2 separate regions of the Homo sapiens genome follow, and region 1 is linked to region 2. The links are chromatin loops, found by intact Hi-C in ENCODE. Cell type or tissue: GM12878. All regions are shown on one strand. Each heading gives the region's core, and the rest is flanking DNA. Links, peaks and the distances in the headings are about the cores only.

What was found. Hi-C counts contacts between places; a loop is a spot of excess contacts. Peaks named below come from ENCODE experiments on the same cell type or tissue, not always from the same donor. Only the 100,000 strongest peaks of a DNase experiment are listed, where the experiment ranks them.
Region 1: it touches region 2 in a loop (9-fold over the local background); 1 of 110 quality-filtered maps calls a loop at or near these places.

The regions. Positions count from the first base shown.
Region 1 is chr18:36,491,699-36,496,094 of GRCh38, reverse strand. The region is part of intron 3 of FHOD3 (formin homology 2 domain containing 3); the gene reads right to left. Among named protein-coding and RNA genes, the nearest start is that of FHOD3, 200 kb to the right of the region's middle. In GM12878, for the core only: no CTCF peak of the experiment used is centred there; no DNase peak of the experiment used is centred there.
Region 2 is chr18:36,364,741-36,369,136 of GRCh38, reverse strand. All of the region lies in intron 2 of FHOD3 (formin homology 2 domain containing 3), which reads right to left. Among named protein-coding and RNA genes, the nearest start is that of FHOD3, 69 kb to the right of the region's middle. RefSeq lists an enhancer at 1,849-1,898. In GM12878, for the core only: no CTCF peak of the experiment used is centred there; DNase peaks (open chromatin) are centred at 1,946 and 3,076; H3K27ac peaks cover 3,404 bases.

The DNA.
Region 1 (4,396 bases), core at 103-4,102, 130 kb before region 2:
CCACACAGAAACTTCACCAAGGCTGTGCAGGCCTCTCCTTCAGCTGAGACTAGAATGTGAAGGGCTCAACCAGGAACGGTACCTGGCCTGCCAGATTCCCAAAGACATTCTTTACATCACTCTTGGATCCATTTCCTATGGAACTCCAATCACCCCTTCTTTAGAAGCAGCCTGTCTATGTAGATTCAGGTATTTTCAGTCTGGGTTATGCAGGTGTGTGCAAGGATTCCTCGAGGTAGGATGACTGACAGACATCGTGCTCCCTAGTTCTGCAATCCAATTCTCTACTCTGCAGGCTGTGCTCACTGTGTGGGTCTCCCACGTGTATATGTGGGTGTGTGTGTGTGCAGAGGCATGTGCACATATGACTTCAATCTGTGGTTGGCACAGCCTAGTTGCAGGTCCACTGACCCTCCAGCTACATGCAATATACTGTATAGACTGTCCTAACAGCTCCTGAATCTCAAGGAAAGGAATTCAAGTGTGCCCACTGCCTGAAAATCAGGCAAAGCAAAATAAAGTAGATTCCACATGTGGTGCAGAAGGGGGCTGTAGACTACCCTAAGCCAGCAAGAGGGCAGCTGCAGAGGCTTCACCTATATGCGAATCCCAAACTTTTCTCGTGAGTTCGCAGAGGTTCTCCTTGCTTCTCTTTGCTCACCTTGGCCATGAACACATGTTAGTGAGGGTAGTACAGCTCCAATCAGGGGAGGTTGCAGGGGAGCAGATGGTTCCTGCCATCCCAGACTCAGGTGGAAAGCTCTAAATCAGAGCATCAAGGAAAAAAAGGTGCTGAGCAACCAAGACATGACACTGTGGGTCCCTTCCTGGTGAATGTCAAAAAAGCATAAAAAGGCCGGGCACAGTGGCTCACACGTGTAATCCCAGCACTTTGGGAGGCCAGGGCCGGCAGATCGCTTGAGCCAAGAAATTTGAGACTAGACTGAGCAACCTGGTGAAATCCTGCCTCTACAAAAAAAAAATACAAAAATTAGCCAGGGGTGGTGGCCTACAGCCCCAGCTACTCAGGAGGCTGAGGTGGGAGGACTGCTTGAACCCAGGAGGTCAAGGCTGCAGTGAGCCATGATCATGCCACTGTACTCCAGCCTTGGCGACAGAGCGGAGGTGACAGGGCTGTCACATCAGAGTTGCTGGTTTGGGCATGACGTCTGACATAGGGAAATGCCTGCTGGATCCTCTTCTACCTACCAGCAGAAATTCTATCTCTTTCTCAAACAAACAAAAAAAAAGTATAACAGTAAAACTCAAAGCAGAAATGGGGGCTGAGATCAAACTGGAGTCATTAAGATTTGCCTTTCTCCTGAAGCTCTGGGACTGCCAGGTGGGAGGTGTGCAAAGAGGTCCCCCCAGCACAGCCCCAAGGGGTGGCCAGCAGCCAATGAGAGCTAAGGCTGCAGAAGGTCCTGGAGAAGTACTGCTGATTGCTGATTCCAGCAGCTGGGGAGAAGCTGGGGGCAGGCTGATTATACATCCCTTACTTTTAGGTTAAGTACAGCTTGCACTTGGCCAATAAATAAATGAAGAAACATATGCATTTTTTCTCCCACCGCTTCCAAATTAAATCTGCCTGGGGTATACTCATTTGGGTAGCATTAGCCTTTGAGTAAATGCAATTAGAAGCTTATCTTTGGTAACCACAAGAAGGTGTAATCAGAACATTATTTGTGGAAGTCTTTAGAACTGCCCCTCCATCCTTTCTTGCCATGTTTCTTGCCTTTTAAAATGAACTATGTCCCTTTAATAGTTGCAATCATGTATTATGCTGTAAACTAGCTTGTAATAACAAGAGTAGAGGGCAAAGCATTGGAGACCCCTGGGGACCATTCCTGCTTTGTCTCAAAACCCCTTTGTGGCCCACAAAGATCAGTGCTGAAAAGTACAGCCAAAGGGGTGCTATGCTTCCTGTTCAGCCAAGAGCACAATGAAGAAAACTTCAGTGTGTGGGGAAAGACAGACCAGAACATTAATTAGAAGGGCCCAATGAGAAAAATGAGAACCAATTTACATCAGTGAAAGAATATGTAGGGGGAGGAACAAAAATCCCCTTCAAGAACGGAAGTAGGGGAGTGAAAGATACATCTACAGTATCACGCTTTGGGGTCTATAAAAATCGCTGAACTGTGAGACTAATAATTACAGCACATGCTTCTCTCATCAAGTGTCAAATACATTAACGAAGCTCCCCGTGGGAAAACCTGGACCACGTCCCCAGAGCCTCTCCTCTGCTCAGGGAAGACAATAACTTTCCTTTTTCCCCTGGGCTGCTGCAAAGTATACCACGTTTCAAGAGGAGATTTATTCACAGGCGCAATGTCCAGGTCTACACTGACAGTCTGTTGGCAGCAGTTATTGACAATACAACCATCATGGTTTTTCAGGTGCAGCCATGAGAAATTAGCTCCTTATCTGCCAGGCATTTAGCTGTGTGCCATTTGCTCTTCAAACACCAGTCAGAGAGAGTTGGTGAAAAACAACTCTCTGAAACACGACCCAAGACAGCCTCTACAAAATGACTGGCCAGGCTTGGGTGACGCCCATTTCCCTAGCCAGGAAGCACGCAACCCAAGTTACTGTCAGCACTGAGTGAGGCAAGAGAATTGGACTCTAGACCTTGTTCTCAAGAACTCAAATGCGGCACGTGACAAACGAACCCCCAGGAAGCATGGCTCATTTCAACCCGCAGCCTCACTCCATTATTACCTGCTGATGTTTTCAAGAGAAAATGTGGCATCACGAAAACTTTATTTTACAGTGAAAAAAAATTGCTTGGTCGGACTTTGGAAATCTTATTTTCCTGTGATTTTGAAGCTTGTTGGAGTTATGGCCTCCATATACAAGTTGTAAAAAAAAAAAAAAAAAAGAAAAAGAAAAGAAAAAGTTCAGATACACAAGATGTTAATACAATTTCAGGGATATGGATGCCCAGAAACTTCCTGTGGTCTTTCAGGACATTCTGTGAACTGCAGGGTAAAAATCATGGACCGAATCCAACATCTTCATTGAACAGGTGAAGAAATGTAGGCAGAGAGGTACCATAGATGCTGGCCCCAGAGCTGGGACTGGAGCCTCAAGGAAATGCAGAAGAGTAACTGAAAATGGCTAACAGAAATGGAATTGGCCGTATGATGTGATTGTACAATAAAAATAAGGTAAACAACTGAGCCACTGAAACTCACTCACATCCTAGCCATGACATTTATGCCACCGTGTAAATTCAGAGAGAAAACACACACATGCCAAAGCAAAGGCTTTGCTTTTGAGAAGTCTGACTCATCCCTTTTGTCTGTGGGGATGACTGTGAGTAGTGGAGGCTTGAGGTACCCCCGATTTAGCCTGAGGATGAGGAGGCTACACGTGAACAATGACAAGGTCATGAGACCTGGTAAGACAGAAGACTGCTTAAGAAGAACTTATTGAAATCCCAATTCCCTTGGATTATAATCACATTTTAAATACTTATGAGTATATAAACCCTACAATAATCTTAATGATTGGTTATCTACTAGGTAGGTGCTATGCTGAGCATGAGGTTATAATTGTAAATGAAAACAGTCTCAGCCGTTGGTTTATCAGTTGTAACAAACGTACCACATTCATGCAAGATTTTACTAATGGGAAATTGGGGAAGCTGGAGGGGATATATGGGAACAAACTTTTGCCCAATACTTTTTTCCATAAAATTTCGCCTATTTGGGGAGACAGACATGTCCCCAAACCATGGCAATGTCATGTGAGAAGGTGATGGTAACACTAAGGGTTCCCAGAGGAAGGAGTGGCAGAACCTGTGAGCCTGGGGATGGAGAGTGGAGGTTCAGATGAGGTGACATGGAACAAAATGAACCACAGTGAGAAATGCTGTGCAAAGAGGGAAACTGAGGAAGAGAAAATAGTGTCCCCAGCATCTAATATGTCAATAAATGATTTAATTTTTAAGACCACGTGGAGGACTGGAAAGAACACGGGAGGATCAGATATCATCCAGATTCCTAATTCCCTCAACATCTGGCCTGGTCACAGCTTTACAGGTTAGCTAAACCCAAGAACATTCTGGAGTCTTGCTTTCTGTAAATGGGCCAAATACATAGCCCTACTCTACCATGTTTATTTGGCCATACTTTCACAGAAGATGTGAAAATCATATCCATATTCATAATGGCTAAAACTTCAAAGCATCCAAGATGTCCCCCACCCATAGAAGGTAAGGATACACAAACTAGTAACATCCATACAATGGAGTGTTTATTATTCAGCAATAAAAAGAAATGAGCTGTCAAGCCACAAAAAGACACAGAAGAAACTTAAATGTATATGGGAAGATCTGTGTACAGGTGCCCGGAGGAGGCAGCACCGTGATGCTGTTCCTCTAAAAAGTGAA
Region 2 (4,396 bases), core at 140-4,139:
AATCACAGGCATACTCCCTTCCCCACTATGGGACACTATGTCAGTTTCGGCTCAGAAATAATAATAGTTGTTAACATTTATGGAATGCTTATCATGCGCCAGATGAGGTTCTAAGTACTTTTTACAGATTTAGTATTCAGAAAATTTCTATGACGTAGTGATAGGGTTAGGCTTTGTGTCCCCACCCAAATCTCATCTTGACTTGTAATCCCCAGGTGTGAGGGAGGGACCTGGTGGGGGGTGATTGGATCAGGGGGGTGGTTTCCCCCATGCTGTTCTTGTGATAGTGAGTTCTCATAAGATCTGATGGTTTTATAAGGGGCTCTTCCCACTTTGCTTTCTCACTCACTCTCACCTGCCACCTGTAAGATGTGCCTTTGCTTCTCCTTCACCTTCTGCCATGATTCTAAGTTTCCTGAGGCCTCCCCAGCCATGCAGAACTGTGAGTCAATTAAACCTCTTTCCTTTATAAATTACCCAGTCTCAGGTATGTCTTTATAGCAGTGTGAAAATGGACAAATACAGGTAGATAACATTATTGACATTCTAAAGATAAGGAAATCAAGGCCCAGAAAAGTTAAGCAATGGAGCTGAAGTCACACAGCTAGAAAGCGACAGAGCTCAGACTCAACCCAGGCAGTCTGACCCTAGAGTCAGTGCCCCTAACATCTCCACAGAGCTGCCCCCCAGATGTGTGCTCCTCTCATTCATTCCCTCATTCTACTGGTGCCAATATCAGGCAGAAAAGGATGCTAAGCTGCTTACAGTGAATTCACATGGACAACCTCTCAAGATTTGCATCTTTAGACTATTATTTTCTGAACTCATACATACGTATGAGATGTACTCTATGAGATGCACAAAGTATATGGAGCTTTAAGACAGGAATATAGAAATCCTACCTGCATTTCCAGCCTGCTAGCCTGCCCTGAAGATTTCAGATTTGCCAGTCCCCACAACTGCCTGAGCCAATTCCTTAAAAATAAATATTTCTAGATAGATAGATTACATAGATGAGAGAGAGAGAGAGAGAGAATAGGAGCTGGTCCGTTTTCACACTGCTCTAAAGAACTGCCTGAGACTGGCTAATTTATAAGGAAAGAGGTTCAGTTGACTCACAGTTCCACATGGCTGGGGAGGCTCAGGAAATTCACCATCATGGTGGAAGGTAAAGGGAAAGCAGCACCTTCTTCACAAGGTGGCTGGGGAGAAAGCGGTGGGGAGGGATGGGGGGGTGACTGCCAAACACTTTTAAAGCCTAAGATCTCATGAGAATTCACTCACTATCATGAGAACAGCATGGGGGAAACTGCCCCCATGATTCAATCACCTCCCACCAGGTCCCTCCCTCCACACCTGACGATCACAATTTGAGACAAGGTTTGGTTGGGGACACAGAGCCAATCCATATCAGATAGATAGATATTCTCTTGGTTCTGTGTCTCTGGAGAACCCTGACTAATACAAAATTTGATATCTGCCTTCATAGGGCTTCCACATACCAAAGAGAGGCTGTCAGTATGTATTTACTGTAAGCACCTTAGCCATCCTTTTCTCCCTGATACCAGCATTCTGGGTTAGTTTTGCAGCTGCCACTCCTTTTGAGTCTGTGTTTTTGCAGCAAGATGAAGTGGAATGCGCCAAGTACCCAGAATCCAGTGACCCAGAAGGCAACGCGGCTCAGCTTGACCTTAATCTCCCCAGGGAGACTCGGATTCCTTTCCTATCAGCACAGCCACTGCCAGGGACACATCACCAGCTTCTGAACAGCCACTCTTTGGAGCAGGCAGCCACAACCAATGGGCTGCTCACAACCAAGGCCAAGGCCAAGGCTACCCAAGTGCCAAGGGGACTATCTAAAATAGATAAGCAACTCAAGGAAACCCCTATGGAGGCACACGCACCAGGGACACAACGGCACTACCGCTAAAAGAACTTTCTGAAACATCCTGCCTTCTCAGAATACACAGACTTCTGTTACAGTAATATCAGTGGCCTTGGGAAAAGTCTGGTTTAACCAACTAAGGTTCACAGAAACCTGCATGTTTCAGTTCTGACCCTGTGTCTCAAGGGAGCCTTTTTACAAGAGTAACATATAAAGCCCTTTGTGACTATAAGAACAAGTGCTTACATTATTTAATTGAGTGGTATAGAGACAGAAGCTTGATGACTTTCTCCAGCAACCAACAGTGAAATCAATGCTCCCAAGTACTCCTCCACTTAAATTAGAAGAAATAAACTATAGTTTCAGTCAAGGATAGAAACAGATGTTTCACCATCTGGCAAAAGTAGGGACAAGGGCCCCCTCAACAGTTGCCCCAGGAGTAAAAAGCTCTTAGTAAGCTTCTGGAGCTGTGGGGCTCAACTGGCACTCCATCTCAGGGATAAAGAGATGGAGGAGGATTTGAACCAGTCATCAGCTAGTAAAAGGACAGTGCTAGCTAAGATTAACTTGCCCAGAAGCTCAAAGTTTAAGCAAGAGAGGCAGTTGCCACTACATTAATCTCCGGGTGTGTTCTCTTCTCCCCTGGCAGACTGTAGAGGTAGAAAAACATCGACTCTGAAGCCAGCTGTGTGATCTTGGACAAGTTACTTAACCTCTCTGAGCCTTGGCTTTATTGTCTGTAAAATAAGATAATGTCTACCTTCTCCTGAGGGTGTGAGAATTCAATCAATCAATGCAAGTAACATGCTGTGGACATGGCTGGCATGTGATAAATGCTGAATAATGTTAGGTAATACCCTTGTTGATATTACTGTTCTTTCAGCCACTTTCTCTCCCTCGTTCCATTTGTCTTAATGTCTGAATATTCTCACTTTCTGTATGTCTCTTGCTTCATTTTTGTCTGCCTCTTCTCATTCCTCCCACCTCTCTCCTCATCATACCTTTTTCTCGTTCTCTCTTCACTGCCCATTCAAGAATCGACAATAATAATCCATTTGTTACTATTTGATGCTTTTTCCTGTTCTTCATTAAAGTTCCCATGATGTAGCATTTTAATTTTCTCAAGGGACTATACTAATGTCTGTGCCTCCTGTGTGTGCAACTCTAAGTGCGTCAGCCTCTGAGGAATGAGTCATCTACTTTAACTGGAAGGTGTGAGGAGTCCGAGACACACAGGGGACCCAGGTGGAAGCACCCTGGGCAACATGTGCTACAACCAAAGTGTGAAGTTTGTGCACTTGGGGAAAAGGGACCTACCAAAACAGGTCAACTCTCTAGATACCTTCTCAGAGAGGCCAGTCTGGTTCTCTCATCTTCCAGTTTCCTTCACCCTCACTTCAACAAGACATGAGGCAGACGGAATGAACTTTCTCAGTCAACTTCCGCTCAGCTAGTGTCCTCTCATCACAGAAGCTGGAATTTCTCCCCACACCTAGCCCGGCCGTCACCAGCTCAGTGTCTCTCTTCCATAGTCATTCCCTTACACGTTTTTTGTAAGCTTTAATGAGGTATAATTTAGGTACCATAAAACCCACCTGTTTTATGGATATAATCCACTGATTATTAGTATCTTCATAGAGTTATACAGTCATTACAATCTAACTTTTTTAACTTTTTCATCAATGCAAAAACACCCCCAAACCTTCATACCCATCTGCAATCGCTCTGTGTCCCCACACTCAGCAAGAGGCAACCACCAATCTACTCTGTCCCTCTAGAGATGTGTCTTTTCTGGCCATCTCATACAAATGAAATTAAACAGTACTTCACCTTTTGTGTCTGGCTTCTTTCACATGGCCTGTCTTCCAGGTCATCAGATATCAGATATATGATTTACAAACATTTTCTCCCATTCTGTGGCTTGTGTTTTCACTTTACCAATTATGTCTTTTGGGGATGCAAAAGGCTTTAATTTTTATGAAGTCCAAACTATTTTTTTCTCTTGTCACTTATGCTTTTGTCATATCTAAGACATGGAAAGCACATGTGGCAAGAACCATGACTGCCTAACCCAGTCATGGAGACTTGCTCCTGTTTTCCTCTGGGAGTTTCATTGTTTTGGCCCTTACACTTAGGACTATGGTCTGTTTTCAGTTCATCTTTGTGTCTGGTATGAGGTCCTTGACATCTTGATTAGCTCATTCTCTTGTCTTCCACCCTCACGTACCCTGTGATGGGACACAGCCCTTGTTCAAGCTGTTCACAGATTTCAGCTCCTGGGAAATCCTGCTGGCTCTCTTCACAGCCCCCAGTCTCTCCTTGCCAGCCTCTGCCCCCACCACCCTTCTGCTTTCTCCCCCTTCAGACACCCTAAATCTCCTGCTCACCACTCCCAGCCTTGCCTTGCTCCTCTCACAACTTGCCTTTGTGGCACAGTGTCCTCAACCGCCCATTCTTTGAAATGTCCTCTCTTCTTGCGGAGGCAGATGCTGCTGGTTACCCACTCAATAC